Linked DNA regions of Homo sapiens: all the other regions are linked to region 2. The links are chromatin loops, found by intact Hi-C in ENCODE. Cell type or tissue: A673. All regions are shown on one strand.

Region 1 (8,000 bases), 530 kb before region 2:
ACCACTCCGCCGCGGCGGCGGCGGCGGCTGCCGCCGAGATGCAGGACCGTGAACTGAGCCTGGCGGCGGCGCAGAACGGCTTCGTTGACTCCGCCGCCGCGCACATGGGAGCCTTCAAGCTCAACCCGGGCGCGCACGAGCTGTCCCCGGGCCAGAGCTCGGCGTTCACGTCGCAGGGCCCCGGCGCCTACCCCGGCTCCGCTGCGGCTGCCGCTGCGGCCGCAGCGCTCGGGCCCCACGCCGCGCACGTTGGCTCCTACTCTGGGCCGCCCTTCAACTCCACCCGGGACTTCCTGTTCCGCAGCCGCGGCTTCGGGGACTCGGCGCCGGGCGGCGGGCAGCACGGGCTGTTCGGGCCGGGCGCGGGCGGCCTGCACCACGCGCACTCGGACGCGCAGGGCCACCTCCTCTTCCCGGGCCTGCCAGAGCAGCACGGGCCGCACGGCTCGCAGAATGTGCTCAACGGGCAGATGCGCCTCGGGCTGCCCGGCGAGGTGTTCGGGCGCTCGGAGCAATACCGCCAGGTGGCCAGCCCGCGGACCGACCCCTACTCGGCGGCGCAACTCCACAACCAGTACGGCCCCATGAATATGAACATGGGTATGAACATGGCAGCAGCCGCGGCCCACCACCACCACCACCACCACCACCACCCCGGTGCCTTTTTCCGCTATATGCGGCAGCAGTGCATCAAGCAGGAGCTAATCTGCAAGTGGATCGACCCCGAGCAACTGAGCAATCCCAAGAAGAGCTGCAACAAAACTTTCAGCACCATGCACGAGCTGGTGACACACGTCTCGGTGGAGCACGTCGGCGGCCCGGAGCAGAGCAACCACGTCTGCTTCTGGGAGGAGTGTCCGCGCGAGGGCAAGCCCTTCAAGGCCAAATACAAACTGGTCAACCACATCCGCGTGCACACAGGCGAGAAACCCTTCCCCTGCCCCTTCCCGGGCTGTGGCAAAGTCTTCGCGCGCTCCGAGAACCTCAAGATCCACAAAAGGACCCACACAGGTAACCGCGGGCTGGGACAGGGACCAGGCGCGGAGGGGAGACACGCACAGGCTGAGACTCAGGCTGTGGGTGCCGACGCTGGGCGCAGACCGCCAGCCGGGGACCTGGGATGGGAGGTGTTTTTGCGTGTACGAAAGAGCCAGCAGCTTGTTTCTGTTGGACGATGACAATATTATTGGGCTAGGTTTTTCCATGTGCGGAAATCGAGTTTTGAATGATTAGCCTCACATCAAATGTATGCTTGGGTCATGCAATTGCTTCGTTTGCTCAGCCCCGGTTAATAATTTCCGTTTTAAGTAGAAAGCACAAAATAAAACTGCTCGCTAATTCGGTGCCCGGGAAGCGAGCCTAGAGAGGATTTTGCCAGCTTGTCTGAATGTGCTTTTCTGCTCGGAGTGTATGTCTGTCTGAGTGGTTTGTGTGTTTTCCCACTTCTTTTACTCGGGGTCCAAACGCCCTTCCCGGGACTGTTTCCCATGAAATGAGTCTGGTGTGAGCCGAAGCTGTAATGCGTTTCTCATTTTTAAAGTGTTTTTAAAGCCCGTCTCGGGGTGGGTCGCGGGGGCTTTACTGTGGTTTCGCAGCAGTTTGTGAAATTCTCTAATGGGCACCACAGAGTTTGCGATTCCCAACTTGGACCCAGGTCAGCTAGAGCCCCAGGTCAGCTAGAGCCCCAGGCAGCGCGGCCCCGCGGGGGGATCGCGTGAGAAGAGAGAGCCGCAAAAGAACGCGCCTCCCGCCTCATAGATTATTCATCTATGACCAGGTCTCAGCCAAAATCGTGCCAGACGATTTCCTAAAAGAAAGCCAAATGTTTTAGCAACTTCCCCCGTCAATATTTACTCCGAAGTGGGGATGCGCCAGCGGCCTATTGTTCTCTTCCGGGAAGGGAGGGAGCCGAGGTGCGAGACAAGCTTTTAACAAGGTTTAAAATTTGAGAAATTTATTTGCATGAAATGCTCGCTTTCGAGTCCTGTGTCTGAGCGGATGTCTTTAAGAAACAATTTAGGTGCTAATGGAATTTAACGTTAAACGGTCCCCTTTCCAAGTGGAACGACGTTTGAGTTCTCGCACCTCTAAATGACTCCAAGCATTTGGAATTCTGGCAACAGGATGCAGAGACAGCCAGAAAATTAAACGGGGAGGTTTTGAAAGGCTTTGCTGACTCCCCCAACCCTCGCCCACCAGCTTGTGCCTCTCCGCAGTCACTAGATGCTGCCTTATCTCTAATATTTACCTTTTCTTCAACTTATTTTTTTAAAGACGGGAGGTGAGACTAGAATTGTGGTTAATTCAATTTGCAGAATTTTGGATGAAAAATACTGGCTCAGTCACTCTCCACAGCCCGGCCCCCAAACAACACGTAGCAACTCCAAATGTAATTGCTTACTGGCCCTGGCGAGAAACCGACAGCAGCCCAGCAGCCTGTGTGATTTTGATAATGCCCCAAATATTTTGTCATAATAACAGCTTCTCCGTGGCGAGAGCAACTTGTTAGAAGCTGCAAATCCAAGAAGCCCTCTAGAAAGGCAGGCAGGGCTAGGAGCTTCCCCACATTCCTGAGAAATTTGAGGAGATGGACGTCAGCCTGGAAGAAAGTAAAATACGAAATAAATGAGCAGGACTGTCGGGCGGGAAGGCGGTTAATTTGATCTTAGTTCTGCCGCAGAGGGGATCGGACTGGTTTGAGGGACCCAGCCCCCTCAGGTCCTTCTCCCTCGCCGCGGCCCAGCCCCCTCGCAGCCTGAGTGGGGGCTCTGCAGGCTCTGGGTGTCTGCAGCCAGCGCCGATGTTTGCCGTCCACAGGGGAGAAGCCGTTCCAGTGTGAGTTTGAGGGCTGCGACCGGCGCTTCGCCAACAGCAGCGACAGGAAGAAGCACATGCACGTCCACACCTCCGATAAGCCCTATCTCTGCAAGATGTGCGACAAGTCCTACACGCACCCCAGCTCGCTGCGGAAGCACATGAAGGTACCACCGCGGCGGCCGGGAGGAGGGCGAGGCAGGCCGAGGCGCCGGTGCAGCACTGGCCCGGACCACCTCAGCCGGCCTGGGAGGGTCCCCAGGGGCCAGGGCGGCGGGGGGAACATTTCTGGGGGTGCTCTCCCCCAGGGGCCCGGCCCCACAGCAGCTGCACTCACACCCAGTCCCCTCTGGTCCCCCCTCCCGGCTTTTGTCTTGCAGGTCCATGAGTCCTCCCCGCAGGGCTCTGAATCCTCCCCGGCCGCCAGCTCCGGCTATGAGTCGTCCACGCCCCCGGGGCTGGTGTCCCCCAGCGCCGAGCCCCAGAGCAGCTCCAACCTGTCCCCAGCGGCGGCGGCAGCGGCGGCGGCGGCTGCGGCGGCGGCGGCCGCGGTGTCCGCGGTGCACCGGGGCGGAGGCTCGGGCAGTGGCGGCGCGGGAGGCGGCTCAGGCGGCGGCAGCGGCAGTGGCGGGGGCGGCGGCGGGGCGGGCGGCGGGGGCGGCGGCAGCTCTGGCGGGGGCAGCGGGACAGCCGGGGGTCACAGCGGCCTCTCCTCCAACTTCAATGAATGGTACGTGTGACGGGTCGGGGCCTCTCTCCCTCTCCCTGTCCCCACCCCAGCGCAGCAGCCCTCCCCGCAGCTAGCAGCGAGGGCACCTTGTGATCATGTTGTTAAAATTATGAATCTGATTTTTATGATGATGAAAATTTTACCAGCAGAAGGATTTTTTAAAGTTTTTTTTTTTTTTTTAATAATAATCTAGGCATGAAGAGCAAAAATATCCCTTCCGGAGTCTTTGAAGCTGAAAATATAAAACAAATAAAAAATAAAAAAATAAAAACCCACAAAAATGTTGAACCAAACCTCCCTGCTAATCTCCATGCCCACGTTCTTTCCCACCCTGTTCCCAGTCTTCTGACAAACTGTGTACATAGCGGACTCCTCCTTTCTCCTCCGAGGTGGTTTTAAAGGCTTTTTGGTGTATAGAAGTTTGTCCATTTGTAAAACTCCGGATTGCGTTCCTCCCCGCCTTCCGCCCCTTCCCTTCCCTAAAGTGATGGGCTTTCTCTTTTCTCTTTTTAGTTTACCCGGTTTCTTTTTAAGTAATGTGGAAGAAAATGGTTTATTTTGTATTGTGGTATTGAATATTGTGTTCCTTTTTATGAGGCAACCTGATTGTAAACTTCATGTAACTATAGACTGGAAAAAATGAGCCGTGCCAAAGTCTCCCTTCTGTTTCTTCAGCACATTGACCCATAGCACACACATACACACCACCACCAACAACGCTTGTGAATGTATTTTTCTGTTAGCTGGGTTTACATGTGATGTTTTAGTGCTTTTGCAAGTTCAATTTGTTAGTTCCTGTATGAAAGATTGTGGGGGAAAAATAAACGTCGTGCCGTTAGCTTTTTCCGTAATAACACCCTTCCTTCTGTAAATACCCGTTACCATATTTATCCATTTGTAATTAAATTATGGTATTAACTTGCTACAGAGGAAACAATATTTATAAAGAATGTTTCTTAACTATAAATATGTACAATTGTGGGCATAAACTGTTTCAGATTTTTTATTTGAAGGTTTTAAGTGGTTTGATCATTTCTTGTGATGTTTTGAGAGTAATGCATACAGAAATATAATAAAATGTGTTGAAACTGCATGAACATACTATTTTTTCTAGCAAAGTTATTAAAGAAAATGGGGGAAGAGGCAGCTGAGGATTGACCTGGGTACGCCTCAGCGAGCCTGAGTGGGCGGGAGGCACACGCGTTCTGGGGAGGAAGGTGTGTGTCTGCATAGAAACCAAGCCAAAGTGCCCGTTTGGCAGAAGGTCTCAAAATTATTTTCTTCGGCCTTTGTTTAATAGCTGAGAGTGAATTAAATTTTTGGAAAGCCCCTGTGAGGAATGGCGGCAGGAACCTTCAGAGCTTCTAATGGCTCCATTATCTGAGGGAATGCCTTTCTTTCTTTCAGCTATTTGGGCTGGATTTAAGAGCACTAAACATTTCCTTATTCTTTGTTTTCCCCCTTTCCTGCCCCCTTTCCTCTCCCTCCCTCTGAAAAGCTGAGGTACAGTTATTTTTAATTACACATTTAAAACTGTGCAGAGTACTTTCTTTTTGAACTTGGCCTAATGATTATAGTTTTAAGGGCCCGTTTGTACCAAAAGTTGCTTGAAATTTTAAGCAGAGAAACCTTGCTGAAGCAAAGCAGCTGTGTCCCAACAAGCAGGATGGTCAAGGGAAGGTGATAAATAGGCTATATTTTGATCTTCTTGGGGGAGGAGATTAGATAGGAAAGCAACAAACCGTTGGCCCCAAAGGAAAGAGAATCTCTTGAAGAATTCAGTAAAAATAGAATAAAATATCGAGACTAAAATTGCCAGGTGGAAGTGAGAGAGCCAGAGCCCCAGCCACCAGCTTTTCTCCCACGTTTACAGCCTTCCTACCTTCCCCGCAGGAGCTGATCGGAGTTTTCAAACAAGATACTCTAAGGAAGAAGGCAAAAATAATTGTAATAACGAAAGGGTAGGGATGGGGAAGATTATTTTTAAATTTCTGAGCCATCAAAATATCTCCCTCTCCCAGTAGCTCCAAGAGGCCTTGGGCAGTGCTGGACCTCCCCCCTCCAGCTCTCCCAGCTGGAAAAAGACTTGGGTGGTGGCAGCGACACCTCCAGAGGATCGCGCAGCACCGCCGTGGAGACGCAGAGCGCGGGTGGCGCGATGGCTGCGGCTTCCCTGCTCTCCTTTCCCTCCAGCCCTGGAATGAGCCTCTGGACCAGGCTGGCCAGGCCTGAGGGGTGCTTGGGGAGAGAGGGGCAGCCCTGACCTCCCGGAGGTCACAATACCTGTTCAGTGGGGAGGAAAGGCGTCCAGCCTTGGGTGGGGGAGTGACCAGAGGGTGACAGAGGCCAGGCTCGCCTTCCCCAGCGGCTCTGCGAACTGCCCAAGCGCCAACTCCTGAAGCAATCAGAGCCCCATTAAAATCAAATTTATAACCCCTAATAATATTAGGCGAAATTATTAAAATAATTGGCATATGTTACTGATCCTTGGGAGAGTTCATTGAACACATTATAAGCTGTGAGGAAAATCGTTTAGAGTTTTCCAAAGCACCCCCACCCCCATGGGGGGACGAAGGAGTCAAATGAAATATTTGTCATAACTTGTGCAAGAACAAAAAGGCCTATTGGAAATGTTTCAACTTTTTTAAAAATTTATTTATTTTTTATTTTTTGGTGGAAATTGGTTTTGAGAGAAGCCCCAAATCTAAGGAGAAGGACAAGATGGGGGTGGGGAAGGCAATTTTACCATGGGGTTTGGGGCTTTTCTTCCCATCTGGGGAAGAACAAAAAGGGCCAGAAGAGGTGGCCGATCTCACAGCCTTGAGTTGGTTCGATTGCTTTCCCCATCTGAAAGTCAGAGAGCCACCCGAGGCCCCTTCAGGTGCGGGGGCGCTGATCCTAGTTTTCAGCAGGAGAATAAAATATGAACGAGGAAGATCACAGCCTGGGAGTGGTCTCCGAGTCCACCCTAGGATGTGTGGAGCGGGCGGGAGCCGCTTTTCCTCGAAAGGGCTCCCAGTCCCTGGTCCCTCGCTTCCCAAGGCTTTGTCCAAACAAGTCACGGACCCGACAAGGTGGTCCATTCTCTCTCTTTGGCCTTTCTTTTCTGCCCTTCGAATCCGAAGGACTGGATGGAGGGGAGGGGATATGGCAATAGTGTAGAAGTGTCAAGATGTGAAAATTGCTCAACTGAGAACGCACGCGGGGGCTCGCGGCCCAACAGCCTGCACCACACTCAGGAGCCTGGGCCTGGGCCTGGGGGTGGGGTGGGGGGGACAGGCGTCCCCCCCACCCCAACCCCACCCCTATCCCTGCCCGGCTGTCTAAACGGACCTAAATGCTAACCTGCTGTTGCCTTGACTCCAGAGACACGAAACTGAAGCTAGCCCTCGCCCCTCTCTGGGATCCCGCGCTGCGCTGCGGGTAGCTGCCCGCAGGGAGGCCCAACCTGCCGCGGCTGGAGCACGGTTTCTGCTAGCCGCCGCCGTCAACTTGAACTTCAGTGAGCCTAGGCCGGCTTCCTTCGCGCTCACCTCCATCCACCACCTAAGAAGTCCCCTCAGCGCGAGCGTCGCTTTATCCGGAGGCAGCTGGAGCCCCCTCGGGAGGCCCGTCATTATTATTATTAATTATCGTGATCCTTACTGCATTATTAATGCCCAGGATGATAACCGGCATCGGTATCAGCTTTCCCTGGTTCAGTGATATCCCACGAAGTTCGGGGCGGGGAGGAAGTCACTCCAGGATCAGAGGCCGCGTCGGTTCTGCTTGGGGCATGGGCAGAGGGAGGCTGCTGGGGCCAAGCCCCGGCTGGACGCGAGGGAAGAAACTCGTCCCAGGACCCGCACGCCCATACCTGGCTGTCCCAGAGCTCTTCCCTAGGCCGGCACCTTCGCTCTTCCTCTTCCCCACCCCCTAGCCCTTTTGTCTCTTTTTCAGACGGATGTTTTCAGTCTCAAGTGGTTTTATTTTCCGCACAAAACCCTGAGATCAAGGGCAGATCACAGACTGTACCGGAGGCTCGGGTTTCCCTGGACTCTGTGCTGTTCTGCGTCCCAGGGTTGGCTAGGAAGGAAGGCCTGGGCCGGCGAGGTGACGGGTCTCCCGCCCAGGTCGGCAGGACGGGGGGAGGTGTGTCCCGGTAGGTCCCTGGTGAGCTCACCCGTGGCATCGGGGACCCGCGGGAACCCACCGGGCGCCCACTAGAGACTCGGGTCCTACCCTCCCCCACACTACTCCACCGAAATGATCGGAAGGGCGCGCTAGGCCTGCTTCCAAGGGCTCAGTGATAAAGGCCTCAAAATCACACTCCATCAAGACTTGGTTGAAGCTTTGGGTAGGTTTGTTGTTGTTGTTGTTGTTGTTTGTTTGTTTGTTTTAGCAGACACGTCCTGGAAAGAGGTCCTCAGAACCCAAAGGTTCAATAATGATTTGTGGATGGATTGATTATAGTCTG
Region 2 (8,000 bases):
AGCGCTCACCTCGGGAGCAGCCGCAGACCTCGGGATCATTGCAACATTTAGCGCATGGGGTCTGCAGAATTACATTACTGCTACTTCTACAGGCTGTGGAAAAAAGTGGGTGGATTTAATGCTGTAAGGAGGTGCATGTACTGTACAAATACAGAAGCCTCCAGGGTGGTATTCTGTGTATCCGTGAAAGTGGAGTGTGTCTCAAAGTGGGTCATTCTTTGCTGTCTTTGGGGTGCTGATTTCTGGGGTGCAGGCATACATGCCCAGTTGCAGGATGCTTTTCTTAATGAGGTCCAGTGATAACATCCCTCTCTCACCCAGACTGTGACTAGCCGCCGCCTCCTGCTGCAGCAACCACTCTCAGCCCCCAGGCTTTCAATAGGTCCACGGAAGAGCTGCGTGTCAGTTTTAAAAACAATCCCACTGGTGTTTCTTGTCATTGTCCTGCTCTTGTGGCCTTCCTCCTGACCCTTTCATGTCAGCTGTGATTCCTTTTCTTTCTTTCTTTTAATCTTTTGGGAGAAATTTTCTTGTTAGACATGATTTCACACTGTAGAGGCCATAAAATTAATTTGCTTAGAGACCCGGGTTCGGGTCACCTTTCCGTCATTCAGTCCTTAGATAACACCTCATTCCCTCCCATTACTGTCGTGTGTGGGTTGAGGAGTCCCACCAGGCCAAGCCAGAGAGCAACTGTTCTGTTCTCACTTACGTGGTGAGCTGTTTTTCAAGAACATTTTTTTTCATTTGGCTGTGTGGTCTGGAGAACACCTTCCTAAGCCAGCGGAGTGAAGTTCCACGCACTGACCAGCCCCGAGCTCACTGGAGCGAGTCATCTTCCGGCTCCATGGCAGCCCAGCCCCACCCACAGGCAGCTGCCTGTCACCCACGCTGGCATGTTCCCTCATCCTACCCAGGCAGCGGGAAAACCTGGCTGCTTCTGGGATCCTACTACTCTGTCCTGTCCACAAGCCTTCAGAGTCTTGGATTCCTACCCTCAAACATCAACTTTGTGATTTATCTTCTTGAAAACAACCACAAAAACTTAAAATCAAAACTCTCTAAGGGAGTTTCGCACAACCCTTGAGGAATAGTTAAATGCCCACGGTGAAACCGAGCTTGTACCCCACGGTCCAGGTAGGGGCACATTCCTGAAGTCTCACAAAGCATTGGCTCTCTGTGCCCCCAAAGAATCCAGAGATGCTAGTAAATAGCAGTTTTGATCAGAAGCTTGGAAGGCCCTGGTGTACATTCTTAAATGACTTCTTTTCTGGGGCATCAAAAAGCTTTTACGGTTCTCACCAGGCAGTTCATTCTGATGGGCCCCTACGCTGCACCCTGCTTGGGCCCCATCCCGGCACGCGCCCCGTGCAGCACAGCACAGGCCAGCTGAGAGGCTGTTTTAAGAAGGCGTGTTTGTGTGGTACACTCACGGGCTCAGGACAACATCAAAGGTAATCTTAAAAAGAGAATCTCTCTCTGTCTTCTCTTTTTATATTCAGAAAGGTCATTTCTAAACCAACTATTTGCACCAAGGCCTCTCTGGAGGAGTTTACCCCGTTGTTATTTTTTACTTGCTATTACAATAAGTCACTTATCCCCCAAACAGATTTAAGAACAATAAACAAATACAAAAGGAAAAGGAACATCTCATCAGTAACAAAGACTGCATCTAAAGGCATTGAGTTTGTGATTCTTTTACATCTCTTTCCAAGCAAAGCAGGAGTCCTACAGAGAAAGGAATCTGAAAGATGAAAATTATAAAAATAGTAAAAGGATCCAGTGTTCGTCAGAATCTTGTAATTTCTGGGGAGAAATGAAGCTAAATACAGTCTTAGCGCTTCGTTCATATGCAGGCTGATCTGTGATATAACTAAACTTAGTTTTTGGAGTATATCCACTGTGGGGAAATGTGGTAAATCATATTCTCAGCGAATGAAGATACTTTTCCTGAATTTAGGCTTCATATTTTGAAGTCGAATTCTGCAAAACAAGAAAAAAATAGATCTGTGTGCTACACTGAAAACTGAACAAGGCACGTCGTAAGTCAGTCACACAGAAGGCGCAGCTCAGGGCGATACCAACTAGAAAAGTAACTTTTTTGTTGACTCTGATGCCTCTAGTGATGTTGGATTTTTTCCCCCATTGCAGACAGCACAGATAGGAAAACTGTGCAATTTGGTCCAATTATAGTCCTCTCTGTCCCTCCACACCTTCCCCCATTGATTTAATGAAGGACTTGGAGGTACAATTCACTGATAAATAGTCCCTCTGCCCAGAATGTTTATTAGACTGACAGCAGCGTGCACTCTCCTCGCTTTTTCCCTCACCACTTATGACTCAGATGAATTTTAATAGGAGCAAAAAGCTTTTATTTGCACTGTAATTTCACTTAAGGAACATATCCTTCAGAAACTGGCAGACGCTTCTATGTCTTGATTGCAAAACACACACTCAGGAGTAAAGAAACATGCAAAAGATGTTATTATTCAACCTGTCACAGTGTCGCAAATCCACTTGGAACTTAGGCCATCAAAGCTCTGCCCCCACCCTTTTCAGTAGGCCCTGTGAAGAGGCACTTAGAGATTCCCGCCGTCCCCATGCAGAATTAAAGGGGGAATTATATTTTGTTTTTGCATCCCTGCCATCATGATGCCCACAGGAGGCTTTGAGTTACAGCAGGTTTTTTGAATGAAATGGAGCTGTCTCACTGCTGCTTCTTTCTTACCCAAGAGAAATCAGACCTGGTAGGGATCCAGAACCTTCGGGTGGTGGTTCCAATTTCACCAAGAGACACTTCCTCAAACCATTTTATCTTTTTTCTGTTTGGATAGACCAAATTGTGGCTCATAGATTTATTCACGGAGAGGATAGGAATTCTCTTTTTTGAAATGTTCTGCTTCACTGAACTGCCCTAAATATGCCCGATTGTTTGAGAGCCACCTACAGAAGGTGCCATGAATATACTTGTCTGTGCGTATTTTCCATCAGTGTTTATAACATCTTGATGTTATTGTCTCTCAGTGCAGAAGGCTTTCTCATTATCTTGCATCTTTTCCTAACCATCTTGTTACATCAGAAAGACTACATAGTGCCTTTAAGAAAAGCCAACGTTTTCAGTCATGAATATAACATTTTCTGTCACTGAAAAAATGGAATTTTAAATACTATTTTGCCCAAAATGAACACTGAACCCCATTGTCTTAACTTACTGATACGTAGTGCAGCCGCTCTTGGAGGGCTGTGGGAAGCTGCAACAGCCATCTGCTGCCATCTACTGGCGCCTGTCCACATGTCACCTCCTCCATCCCCTGGGTCTGCCCAGCTCATGGGATTTTCCTTGATAGGGATAAGTTTGTAGGTGGTGAAGGGAATACAAGTAAAATTCTCAGTTTTCTTTATAACGTTTTGAGATGTTTTTCTTAAAGATACAGGATGATACTTATCAATGATTAATTTTAATAACTGGAATAGCCCTTATTTCAAGAACTTTCTGAAATAGCTCAATATATGACAGAAACAAATATATTTTGATGTGTGCAGCAATTGAGAACCATTTGAATTTAAGGCTCTTACTGTAATTTGAATTTAAAAGCTAAAAATTGATTTAGAATGAATGCTACTTTTGAGGAAAATTTCATTTAAACTCATTTATGGTTTGGTTTTGTTTTTCCCTTAAGTACAAGGTGAATATCTTAACCAGACTTGCCGCAGAATTGAACAAATTTATGCTGGAAAAAGTGACTGAGGACACAAGCAGTGTTCTGCGTTCCCCGATGCCCGGAGTGGTGGTGGCCGTCTCTGTCAAGCCTGGAGACGCGGTAAGGGCTGTGTGTGTCTCTCTGCAGGACATGCTGGTCTCCAACTTCCCCTTCCAAAGCGACGGCTAACGGCACAGCACGATTCGGCTCTTTGCAGTTCTTACTTAACCGACGCCCCCTAAACAGCAAAATCGATTGCGTGTGTTGTCGACCTGTTTCACGTTTGCATTACGTTGGTGCCAGGACCCTCAGCGCTTCCCCTCCCAAATGATCTGGGAGTGGAGCAGAAAGAAGGCCAGATGCATTCCATCATTTTGCAAATGCAGTGTTTTGGGAAGTACTTTCCTTAAAAGTGCTGCTTACTCTCTAGTATGCTGTGCTCAAAGCATCCATTGAAGTCATGCCAGGGAATAATACTCCGATGAGGAACTTTTTGCATGATTCCTGGAACAAATGTCTAATTGGGAAGAAGAGTTGAGGAAAGGTTAATTCTGCAATCTGTACAGTACCAGAGCACTTCCATTACTTGGTAAATAAAATGTAGCATCACAGTTTGAAGTTTTTCATCTTGATCTTGTGACATTAAAGCACAAATCAAAGCTATATTATTTCCTCGAGATAACTTACATGGATGAATTGATAGGATGCACACATTTTCTTAGAACATGGATAGAAATCTCTACTGATGAGCAGCAAAAGTGAAAAGAAAACAATTTAGGAGGCAACCAGATTTCCAGGTACACTTAAATACTTGCATTTTTATTCATGTGCAGGAAAATAGCATCCGGACATGACTGTCTCTCATGGATGAGGTGGTGATTCCGTTTTGTATCTCAGGTCACTGGGACTTACATTTTAGTGCCTCCTGATTTCTCAATAGTACAGATAAAATATCTGCTTAACATTGAGGAAAAAATCAGGTAGTTGGCATTGGCTTCTAGAAAAGTATTTGCAATAAATGTGAATATTAAGAAAACATGATCAGTTTTAGTTGTTTGAATGACCAGCCCTGAAACTAATATGCGAAGTTAGAAAACCGACTTAACAGCTGCTTTACCTGGTGATACAGAAATAGAACTGTCCACTTTTTCAGAAAGGCATAAAAGAGGCTACGTGGCTGTGAATTGTTGTTTGCTGTGAAAGCATTGATACTCCTGGAAGAAAGCCCTCTTTAAGACTGTCTAATGCCCACGTGTTAAGGATTTGGGAGAGGCCATAAGAAAAATTACGTGTGTGTGTGTGTGTGTGTGTGTAATGTGTGTAAAATTCAGGGGAGGACATCTTCCTTCTCCAGAGTTAGGGTCGTAAGAGGATAGTCTCGTGGCCTTGACATTAAGAATCGTTCACTTGCACGTGACATTATCAGAGCTGTCAGTGGAATCTTCTAGTGACTAGATATGTAGGTTCGTAAACAATATAAGGGTTTTGTTTTGTTTTTTTCATTTTTCTTAAGTTTTTTTTCTGGAAGGCATCTATCTAGTCTGTATACTGCCAGCCTGAGCTTTCCACTCCTAATTGTGTGGCTTTAATTATAAAATCGTGTGTGTGTGTGTGTGTGTGTGTGTGTGTGTGTGTGTGTGTGTTTCAAGTAAGTGTTTTCCTTAAATCCTTTTCTAACACCTGAATCCAAACCGGAGTGGAGGGAGGGCGGGCAGGGATGAGGGAGACCACTCCTGCCTCAAGCCTGGAGGGCAAGAGGGTGAGACTGCAGCCCTGGCCCCTCACACGGCCCTCAAGGAGGTTGCTCAGAGGCAGTAAACGGGGCGCTCCCAAGGCCAGATCAGCGCAGCCTTCTGGTTTCTTTAACAGCTGCTGGCTCCTGATCTGACTTTCCCACATACCGAAAGGGTTTGGCCTTTGTACGTTCCATTTCCTGGTTAATAATTGAATGTAGAAAAGCAAGGCATTTCGTAAATGGGAACAATGTGATATCAGTCCTTGGTTCATTGATGTAGCTCAGATATTAAAAACACCCACCAATAATTAAATGTGTGTACTCATTAAGAATGGTTTGAGAACTGTTAAAAATATGTTACGGCAGAGCAACGGGGCCTATATTTTATGCATTCCTTTAAATTCAGAGTACCTGGGGGGCACGCGTAGTGAACAGGCTCAGGACCTCGGGATCTGTCAGCTCCCTCCTAAGTTCTGTTTGCGGGGGCTGCTCAGGTGGGGCGTATACTTGCTTTTATTTGTCTTTTTTGGTACTTGCAGAACTTCCTTTCATATTCTGTGCCATTGTGTTTTGATGAAACAGCCTTTTCTCTTGAATTACTGCTTGTGAAAAATGTCCCAAACCACTAATACCGAAACCCAATGCAGCCTGAGAAGTTTCATCGTCGGCTCTTAGCGCAACTTCTATAGTTAAATTCTGCTTAGTGTAATTAAAACACAAGAAGCTTCCTTGGACCAGAGGCACGTCACTTACTTGAGGCCATTGTGAGGAAACACTACCTGTCACGTTGAAATTTTGCGGTTTTAAGTGATTTTAACACCGCGGGGCGTGTTGTGTTTTCCTCCGCACTAACAATAGCCGGGCGAGGTTCCCCTTTTATGGGTGGGAAGATAATGGAGTCAGTCTCCTTGGTGTATTTTCAAGGAAAATAAGGACCCTAAAACAACTAAGGGCCTTACAAGTATTCTGTTTTTCTTTGAAATGTTACTTTTTATCGTTTAAATTCCAGTAATCTATCATGTTTCTGTTTAGCTTAGCTGAAGTAAAACTTGACCAATCGTAGAATGGTGGGCCTGGCAATAAGTTCTAAAAAAAGTGTCACATAAATCGTAATGAACAAATCTGTTTTGTGAAGTAAACAATTTGAACACAGTTTAAAAACCTCAGGAAGAAGAGATGTGGGGTGGCCGTTGAGAAGTAGTGAATCCGCTCGGGGCGCTTGGTGTGGCAGGGCCTTGTGCACTGATTCATTTGAAACACTCAGCCTGCCCTAAACACAGAAGCTGTGTTTTATTTGAAGGGCTTCTGTAGGGTTCACACAGCAAAAGTTCCTAATAACTTTTTCAGTGTCTGTTATATACTATTTAACATTAAATGTGGCAGGTCACATTTTAAATGATTGTGTAATAGTTTTTCCGAACACGTGGAGAGAGGATGTTAATACACAGTAAAATGCAGGTAAGCAAACAAATCAATAAGAAAGTACAGTGGATTATTAAGGTCCAGAATCAGTAATATAATTTAGGAAACAACTGATAGAATAAATTTTAGTGCCTTTTTATATGCCTTCTGAAAATGTTTCTGCAGTAACTCATTTCAGTTTGAAAACTCGTTTTCTTAGACTCGTAACACTATTGTAAACTGGGAGCACTTCTGTAATCAAAGTTAGCATGACTCAGCTGTTTCAAACTTCTACCTTTATGATACTCTTGAACAGAAATGTTAGAAATATATATATTTTCAGAATAACGGTAGAATACATTTTTCCACATGTCAAATTAGACTTATAGCTGCTGAATTTATTGCATAATTTTCACTTTGACTTTGAAGTCAAATAAAGTCATGATGAGCACATTCGCTTTGTTAGCCTTTTGATATCAGAAACAAAACCACCCCATAAGATAGTCACCCAAGGAGGCATTTTAATATTGCATTTAGTTAAGATTCTTTCAAGTAATGTTCGTATTCTGCAGTCATCACAGATTTGCATCAGAAATACTCATTTAATACACCAAACAAATGAGAAACAAACCATAAGCTGCTATATACTCATCTGCATTTCTTTCTTTCTTAACAATTAGTGAAACCAGGTGAAAGAATAGATTGAAATTAAGTACCTGTTGCTGCTTTTTCTTGCGAATTAGCCCATTCGATATTAGACTTCGGGATATTTTGGTGGGGCTAAGATGAAAAGATCCACCTCGTGATGGAATTGACCTTCAGCAGGGGACAGTGAGGTGTCTGCGGTTGTTCCTCTTGTGAACAACGCCTTAAAGGCGAGAAACAGCCTACTGTACAGTGTGCCAGGGAAAGCATCACATCGGTGGGCGTCGGTGGCAACACCACTTACACTTCACCCTGATTTTGTTTCCTCCTTGCACGTGCTCCTTTGACAGGGCAGGCTCCCAAGCAGGTGTGCAGTCAGGGCCACAAGACACAGGCACCCCATCCCATCTCAGAGTCTGACGTCCCCTCCTCCCCTTTGTCTCTAAGCCTCATGTAACTGAGCTTATAGCCGACCATACAGAACTGGCAAACTTGGTGAGATACCTTTATTTTTTATT
Region 3 (8,000 bases), 120 kb before region 2:
CCAGGCGCAATGGCTCACGCCTGTAATCCCAGCACTTTGGGAGGCCGAGGTGGGCAGATCACCTGAGATCAGGAGTTGGAGACCAATCTGGCCAACATGGTGAAACCCAGTCTCTACTAAAGATGCAAAAATTAGCCAGGTGTGGTGGTGGTCACCTGTAGTCCCAGCTACTTGGGAGGCTGAGGCGGAGAATCGTTTGAACCTGGGAGGTAGAAGTTGCAGTGAGCCAAGATTGCAACATTGGACTCCAGCCTGGGTGACAAGAGTGAAACTCCGTCTTAAAAAATAAAAATAATTAAAAAGTTTTAAAATTCACTTTGGTATGATATTTTGACCCCTCAAAGTTGTTTATAAATAGAATGAACAGTGGAGCCATCTGTTAAAATGCCTTGGCTGAGTGACTCAGCTAGTAGATGAATTTTGACATATTTATAGCACCATGCATTGATCATTTTAGTTGTAATATAACAGCTGTTTATTGAGTACCTTTTATGACATAGGTCCTGGAGAACCAGTGGTAATCAAAAGAGATGATACATCTGACTTCTCACAGTGTCATCTGTTGAGGGGGACAAGGATGAAAGCTGTGTCAGTGAAGGAGGAAAATTGAGTGGTAACAGGGAGGGCAGGTGCTGTGGTGAGCATGTATGTAGCGGAGGCCCCGAACTGAACACGGAGGTGGTTAGGGGAGGCTTAGGAAGGAAATACTGGCCAGGCTGAGACCTACACAGGAGGTTTGGGGGAGGGTAGGGGAAGGAGTCAGAGTTTGAAGGCCTACATAAAAAGTAGATACAGCTATAAAGAACGAGATCATGTCCTTTTTAGGGACATGGATGGAGCTGGAAGTCATTATCCTTAGGAAACTAATGCAGGAACAGAAAACCAAATGCCGCATGTTCACATTTATAAGTGGGAGCTAAATAACAAGAACACATGGACACAAGGGAACAACACACTGGCGCCTACCAAAGGGTGGAGGGAGAAGATCAGGAAAAATAATGGATACTAGGCTTAATACCTAGGTGATGAAATAATCTGTACAAGAAACCCTCATGACACAAGTGTACCTATGTAACAAACCTGCACATGTATCCCTGAATGTAAAATAGAAGTTAAAGAAAAGAAAAACACACACACACCAAAAAAAAGCAGAAAGAGAACTAAGAAAGTTAATTGTGTCTGAAGCAAGAGAGAAGTTGTGTATGACTGCAGCACAGAAAGCTTGAAGTGTGGGACCTGGTGGCAGGCAGGGAGGGGGAAACGAGTGGTGAGATGGGAGGGGCAGGCCCCAGGGGAAGCAGCTGGGACCCGGCCATGTGAAAGTGCCAGCCCTGAACCTGGTCTGGATGTGTGTGGAGTGCAGTGGAGAGCCACAGAAGGCTTGCCTGCAGGGAGTCGGACAGAGTTGCCTGTTTGGGAGATCACTCTGCCTTCATGATGGAGAATAGGTTTGGAGAGGCAAGACTGGAGGAAGAGGGCCTGCTAGAAGCAGTCATGCAGGTGGGCGCTGTGAGCCTCAGCTGCAAGTATTTTGGAGAAAAAATGGATCAACATGGAAGAGATTTAAGATGTAGAATTAACCGTGCATTTATTGAGCAGTAATAATATTAGCTAATATATATTGCATATTTAATATGTGTCAAGCACTGTTCTAAGTGATCCACATGCAATATGTTATTTAACAACAATTGTAGTCAACATGTACAATCTACTTTCATTTCTATTCCAATCCTATAAAGCATAAGTACTATTATTAGTCCTATTTTTAAGTATAAGGAAATTGAAGCATAGAGAGGTTACGTCTAGAGAAATAGGAAGACAATTTTAGACATAATTTTGAAGGGATCTGTGAGATACACAAGTGGAGATGTTTCCTGGGTCATTGCATGTGAGGTTCTGTGGCCCAGGAGAGAGTTTGGGGGAGATTCGGTCTCCAGTAGTATAAATGGCAGTTGAACACGGGTTGAATTGAGGAGAAAGTAGAAAAGGGAAGAGGACCAAGAAAGATGAAACCTTGAGGTATGCTAAAGATTTAAAGGATGGGCAGAGGAAGAAGAATCAGCAAAGGATACTGAAGAGGAGCATTGAAAGAGACTGTGTCAGAAAACCCAAGAAGTTGTGTTGTTTCAGAATTTAAAGGAAGAGGCTGTTTTAAGAAGATGAGGTCATTGATGCCAGTGAATGTAAGAAGTCATGTTAAAACAAAAAAAACAACTAAGGCTGAGATTTATCCATTGGATTTAGTGAAAATAATTGAGAACAATTTCAGTGTTGTAATGGGGCCAGAAATGAAATTGTGGTGAGTTCAGACATTGAGATATGCGGACAAGTGGAGTGAATGACTCTTCTAAAGGCATGGTCGTTAAGAGTGGGCCATGGTGTTGAGGGGATTGACTTTTTAAAGGTTTAATAAATTCTTAAGTGCTGATAACAGGTGCCAGAAGAAGGGAATTTTTGATGATTAAAGAATAAGGAGAAAAAGAAGAACTAGGAGAAGGGCCTCTGTGCTTTTTTTTTTTTGAAATGGAGTCTTGCTCTGTCACCCAGGCTGGAGTGCAGTGGCACGATCTTGGCTCACTGCAACCTCCACCTCCCGAGTTCAAGTGAATCTCCTGCCTCAGCCTCCCAAGTAGCTGGGACTACAGGCGCACGCCACCACGCCCAGCTAATTTTTGTATTTTTAGTAGAGACGGAGTTTCACCATGTTGGCCAGGATAGTCTTGATTTCTTGACCTTATGAACCACCACACCCAGCCTCTGTTCCATTTTTATATGAAAGGACAAAGGAGCGGGTGGAGATGAAGGGAGAGTTGGTGACTTATTCACCTGTGATGGCTGCTGTGGGGGAAGAGGTGAGGTGAGACTGGGAGGAGTTGATTATGGCATTAGAAATTGGAAGTACGTGGAATGTTGTTGAGGCTGGGAGCAAGAATTGACTTAAACACAACAGAAGGGCTAGGCTAACCAAGCTTCCATTTGAAGTCGTGGAGCAGGAGTTGATGGGGTATCAATCCATGTGGTCAGATAGTGCAAGGCAGCTCTGCATGTCCAGGAGGCCAGGACACAGGGAGGCTAGGCGGAGAGGTGCCAGTGAGGGAGGTGGAGATAGGCAGATCCTGAAGGGCCTTTAAACTATGGGTTTCGATTTTATTGTGACATTATTCATTATCTAGCCAGCTTTTATAGGAGCAGTTTATAAAGTATGTTCTAGGGAATACTATTGATCAACACGTTTTTCAAAAGTCTAAATTGTGTTCAAATTGGTGTCTTGTGAGAATTAATAGAATACATATTTAGATCACTTTCATAAATAAATACATTAACATCATATTTTCAGTAAGCTCATATTTGATATCTAATCAAATTCTTTTAGTCATGAATTTGAATGAGAGGTTTTTTGGGTTATTGTTACTGTTTGTTTTGTCTTCTGTGTTTTTATATTTGGAAGCAGAATTAGCTTTTGGTCTCTTAAGTGACCCCTTAGTCACTTAAGATGGTGTTCATTTCCATCATTGTGCTTATCATGCACTTGAGTTCTCGTGTTTATTTCTTTGTCCACTTGTTTAATTTCAGCCTCTTCACACTAAAATAGGAGCTTTGTAAAGGCAAGGACCTAGTCTTGTTCACTGTCACACTTCTTGTACTTCTCAGGAAATATTCATTGGGGGCAGGGTAGAGGAGTTGGGGAAGGAAGGAAGGAAGGAAGAGAGAGAACAGTGAAGCGGGAAGGAAGGAGTTCCAAAAACTGCTTCCCTAGTGGTCATGGAAACTCTTTAATAAATTAGAATGTTGTCTCCAAAAAATACAGGCAGATATGCGTTGACAATTGCCTTTCATACACCTTAACAAACTAGTTACATAATGGGATATCAAAATTCAGTCAATGTGTTTGCTAGTTTAATTTGTTGTGATTAAAGAAAACAATGATTTTATTTATAAATTTAGCACCTAGGAAATGTGATTTCAAATATCAAAGCATAGGCATTTTTTACTCTTTTTAAAATTGAAGGGTCAACAAAATCTGCCTTATTCTTCACAGTTTTTTCTCTGTCAGTAATGTAGCAGTGTGTTAATTTCCAGAAATTTAATCTCTTCTATAAAATTTCCTGTGACCTGAAAACTTTTGAATTGGAGTTAATTTACCAAACTGTCATGGAATGCCTGAAATTTCCTTGGGGCAGAGGAGGTAGCAGAGAGGTGGTAAGTTACCATGTTTCCATTGTGTGAATAACTGATAAGTGGGATTCCAAACAGAATCCATGTAGCGTTTTAATGAATTCACATTTGGAGAAAAAAGTCACAGACTTTCAAAACTTACAGGAATTTGGCTGTCCTAGGGCAACTCCTCACTTAACAGCAAGAGGGGATGAGAAGGTTGAGTGACTCACCCAGGGAAGTGACTCACCCAGGGAAGGTCAAGTGACTCACCCAAGGTTACTTGGTAAGTAAAGAGAGAAGCCAGAAGCCTGGGGCCTCCTGACGGCTCCTGCTTCTCTTTTTACTAAGGTCTTCTGCCATGGGAAGAAACTCTGAATGTTAGCAACCATCTGGATGGTGTTAGTTGTATGTCTCTCTATGTATGTTGAAAAGAAAATGTTGAAGAATTGAATTTCTCCTGCTTATGGGTTGTGTCACATTTAATAGCGTTCTTTAAGAAAAAAACACGATTGCTCAATATGATTATATGAGCTCACCATAACCAATGACAGGCAGAAAATCCTGGGAGGATAGACACTAACACCACATTATCCTGTTGGGATAATATCCCAAATTCTGAATATAACTTTCTTTTACCACTTTAAAGGCCAAAAAATGGCTGTTAAATGGAGTATTTTTGTCAAACCAAGTTTTTAAAGTTTTCAGCAGCTGCTTCTGCTGGCTTTTATTAACTACTGAAGAGTCTTTTTTTTTTTTTTTTTTTGAGATGGAGTCACGCTCTGTCACCCAGGCTGGATTGCAATGGCGTGATCTCAGCCCACTGCAACCTCTGCCTCCCGGGTTCAAGCGATTCTCCTGCCTCAGCCTCCCTAGTAGCTGGGTTTACAGGCGCCCGCCACCGTGCCTGGCTAATTTTTGTATTTTTAGAAGAGATGCGGTTTCACCATGTTGGTCAGGCTGGTCTTGAACTCTTGATCTCATGATCTGTACACCTCGGGCTCCCAAAGTGTTGGGATTACAGGCATGAGTTACCGGACCCTGCCTACTCAAGAGTCTTAATTGAACATCAAAATCCTGGTTTTGTTTATAAGGAAAAAAAGTTAATGGTGCAACTAGGACTAATTCTTTGATTAATTTTTTAACCACTTCTACTTAGCAAGTATATGAAACACATTAAAGACTGATGCATCTGTTTTGTTTTTGTTTTGAGATCAGGTAGAAGATCTACAAAACTAGTTGGAGGCTGGAAAGAAATTTCAGATAGTGATACATAGAAATGTTCTGCCTTAACTCTGAATTTTTAGTCATGAAATAGTGCAAACTCTTAACATTACTTTTGTGGAGCTTTGTAGTCCATAAAAATAACATTGTTGTAGAGCCTCTGTATGCGTCAGCTGTGACTGAGTGTTTTGATGTCTTAGCAAAAGGCAGAGGAGTGCTTTCCTTTGAAATGTGTGAGGCGGTTTGAGATGCAGCTTCTCAGATGGATTTAATTAGTCCTTCGTAGAACTGGATGTCCGTTTGTTGCAACTGAATTCTCATTTCATTCATCCATAACTAGAAACACCTCGCTTCAAACGGGTTTCTTCAAAGAAAGAGGGGTTTAGGGTTCTATGTTGTACTGCTTTTTGATGTTGGTTTCCCTTTAACTGAGAAGACCTTATGTTTATACAACTGTTATTATTAAGAAAACACAGCTTTCTTCAGCGAGGTTCCTTTTGCATCAGCGCTGGTTCTTGGTGGCAGTCAGAGGTCTGTGGAATGGATCTCTGTCAGACTATCACAGCAGCTGTGTGTTTGCAGATTTTGCTTATGAGAGGCATGAACTGAAAATAGGCGTAAACTTGAGTAATTCCCTAAACCCAAAATATAAGATAGAAACCAGTAACTGAATCTGGTAACAGGGTAGTTGTTTGTTTCAGAAGCTTATATTAACCACAAAAACAAAGTGAATCAACTAACAAGGGTTACCATGACCCAAATAGTAATTGCATTTTGATTCACTTTGCCTACAGTGCACAGGTCAGGTCTGCTTCTCAATAAATATGTTGAAAGAATGAAATATATCCTTCATAGTAAAATTATGTTTTTTAAAAAATATGTCCTACTACTAATATTTTTTAAATTATCCCTAAACCTTCACATTTCATTAGAATAGCTACTTCAATTTACTCTGAAAAAACTGCTTTCTTGTCTTTCCAGTTTGTGTGTCCAGGGTCTGACGTGCTCCATCATCAAGGCAGCTTTTATCTTCTGTGTCCGTGATTCTAATTACATTTCAGGGGGTTGTGATCTCTCCCAGAATCCCGTTCATGCATTGTGTTTAGGATGAAATGCTTGAGGGGGTTTGGGGCTGTACACTCATGGGCACAGGTTTGCATATCTAAAACTTTCTTTGCTCTAACATCCTGATTTGTATAAAAATCCTAAAAGCAAATTTCAGACTTCTAATTATTCTTTGCCTTTAAGGAAAGACAAAATTAATTTAGACTGTTCAAGCTTAAAATTATCCCAAAGCCACAGATCACACTGAAAACACATAGTAATATAGCCCACAAATTATTTTGGTGTCTTGTTTCCATATTCCATCCAAGAGTCTGTAGAATCTGTAGGCTTATATTTCTGTCTTGTTTCTTAGCCATAACTGATCTTTTCCATCTTATTCACCAGACTCAGCACTGCGTAACTGTGGCAATTTCTGAAACTCAGTGGCAAGGGATATACCACCATTGAAGAGATTAAAAATAATCAACAAAGGCTTTAAAAAGTTTAAAAAATGTATTTGGAGCAATAATAGCAATAGGTCAGAAAAAGTTTTCACGGAAAGGGCCAATATACAATTAGGTTTCCATCTCTGTATTCTTGATTGTGTGTTTTATGTCTTGTGACTATCTTGTGGAGTTCCTAATTTTAAAAGAATTATGGGTGTGGCTCAGGAATATTTTATTACATTTGTGTAAATTAAATAATTTTTTAAAATTATGGATGTGATTTAAATATTCTTTTAGTGGTTCTGCCTTTGGTACAGTGTTCCATGATTTTGTAATGTTTTTATTTGTTGAAAAAGCTCTAAAAATCTTGGTAGAAATATAGAATCTCAGAAGGCAGAACATTTGGTAATTATCTTTTATATCAATTTGCAAGACAACTTGTTAGGGAGCCCTATTTCTAGTAGTTGAAGTTAATAAGTAACAAATCACAGCAATCACGTTTTTTATCATGCAGAGTGGGCAGTCTTATAAAAAAGAAACGTCAGTCTTTTTGGATATAGGGACACAAGCAATCATAGTTTTCCTCTGTTATCTTTAGTTTGTAAAAATCAACCTATCTACCATCAGCATTTACCCACAAGGTTTAGTTTGGAGTTACCTAAGGGGATGGTAGAGAAACAATAATTTAACGTTATGCTGAAAACAATAGTCTCTGAAGATAGAGAAACCTCTGTCACTTACCAGTTGTGTAAAGTTGGAAAAGTTACTTAGCCTCCCTGAACCACTGCAGCAGTGGTGTTTACCTGAATGTTGGCATAGAGGAAAACCAAGGGTCACGAGGCAGGTGGACTTGAGTTTAAATACCAATCCTGAACCTGCTGGCTGTGGAATCCAGCAGAAGTTAGTTATCTTTTCTTAGCCTTAGTTTTCCTTATCTGTAGAATAGGGATAGTATTCTCCAGGGTTTTTGTAAAAATTAAATGAGATTTTATATAAAGGCTCTAGTACAGTGGCTGATGTAATAAGCACCCCAGAAATGATTTCTCTTCCCTCTAAAACACGGATATTTTGCTTTTTAAAAGAAGCTAAAGTAGCTTTTACTTTGCAAGCAGTTCTTTTCCATTGTATGAA

Evidence for each region. Hi-C counts contacts between places; a loop is a spot of excess contacts. Peaks named below come from ENCODE experiments on the same cell type or tissue, not always from the same donor. Only the 100,000 strongest peaks of a DNase experiment are listed, where the experiment ranks them.
Region 1: a loop joins it to region 2, with 13 times the contacts of the local background. A loop is called at or near these places in 10 of 110 quality-filtered maps.
Region 3: a loop joins it to region 2, with 4 times the contacts of the local background. A loop is called at or near these places in 6 of 110 quality-filtered maps.

What each region holds. Positions count from the first base shown.
Region 1 is chr13:99,982,129-99,990,128 of GRCh38, forward strand. ZIC2 (Zic family zinc finger 2) reads left to right here. Exons shown (of 3, transcript NM_007129.5): 1 at 1-1,011; 2 at 2,818-2,981; 3 at 3,195-4,637. The coding sequence ends at 3,554. Among named protein-coding and RNA genes, the nearest start is that of ZIC2, 4.3 kb to the left of the region's middle. RefSeq lists an enhancer at 1,414-2,613. In A673, CTCF peaks have their summits at 5,662 and 5,861; DNase peaks (open chromatin) are centred at 2,823, 3,233, 4,813, 5,653 and 11 weaker places; H3K4me3 peaks cover 7,584 bases; H3K27ac peaks cover 8,000 bases.
Region 2 is chr13:100,511,747-100,519,746 of GRCh38, forward strand. It overlaps PCCA (propionyl-CoA carboxylase subunit alpha), which reads left to right. Exons shown (of 24, transcript NM_000282.4): 22 at 3,681-3,821. Among named protein-coding and RNA genes, the nearest start is that of PCCA-AS1, 35 kb to the left of the region's middle. RefSeq lists enhancers at 5,316-6,040, 5,489-5,783, 7,491-8,000 and a silencer at 5,489-5,783. In A673, a CTCF peak has its summit at 3,289 (motif pointing left); DNase peaks (open chromatin) are centred at 2,475, 3,275, 3,855 and 5,575; H3K4me3 peaks cover 956 bases; H3K27ac peaks cover 7,369 bases.
Region 3 is chr13:100,388,516-100,396,515 of GRCh38, forward strand. The region is part of intron 19 of PCCA (propionyl-CoA carboxylase subunit alpha); the gene reads left to right. LOC124903201 (a long non-coding RNA gene) reads left to right here and starts at 2,688. Exons shown (of 2, transcript XR_007063854.1): 1 at 2,688-4,200; 2 at 4,338-7,927. RefSeq lists enhancers at 3,792-4,991, 4,260-4,554. In A673, no CTCF peak of the experiment used is centred here; DNase peaks (open chromatin) are centred at 4,416 and 5,626; H3K4me3 peaks cover 790 bases; H3K27ac peaks cover 4,639 bases.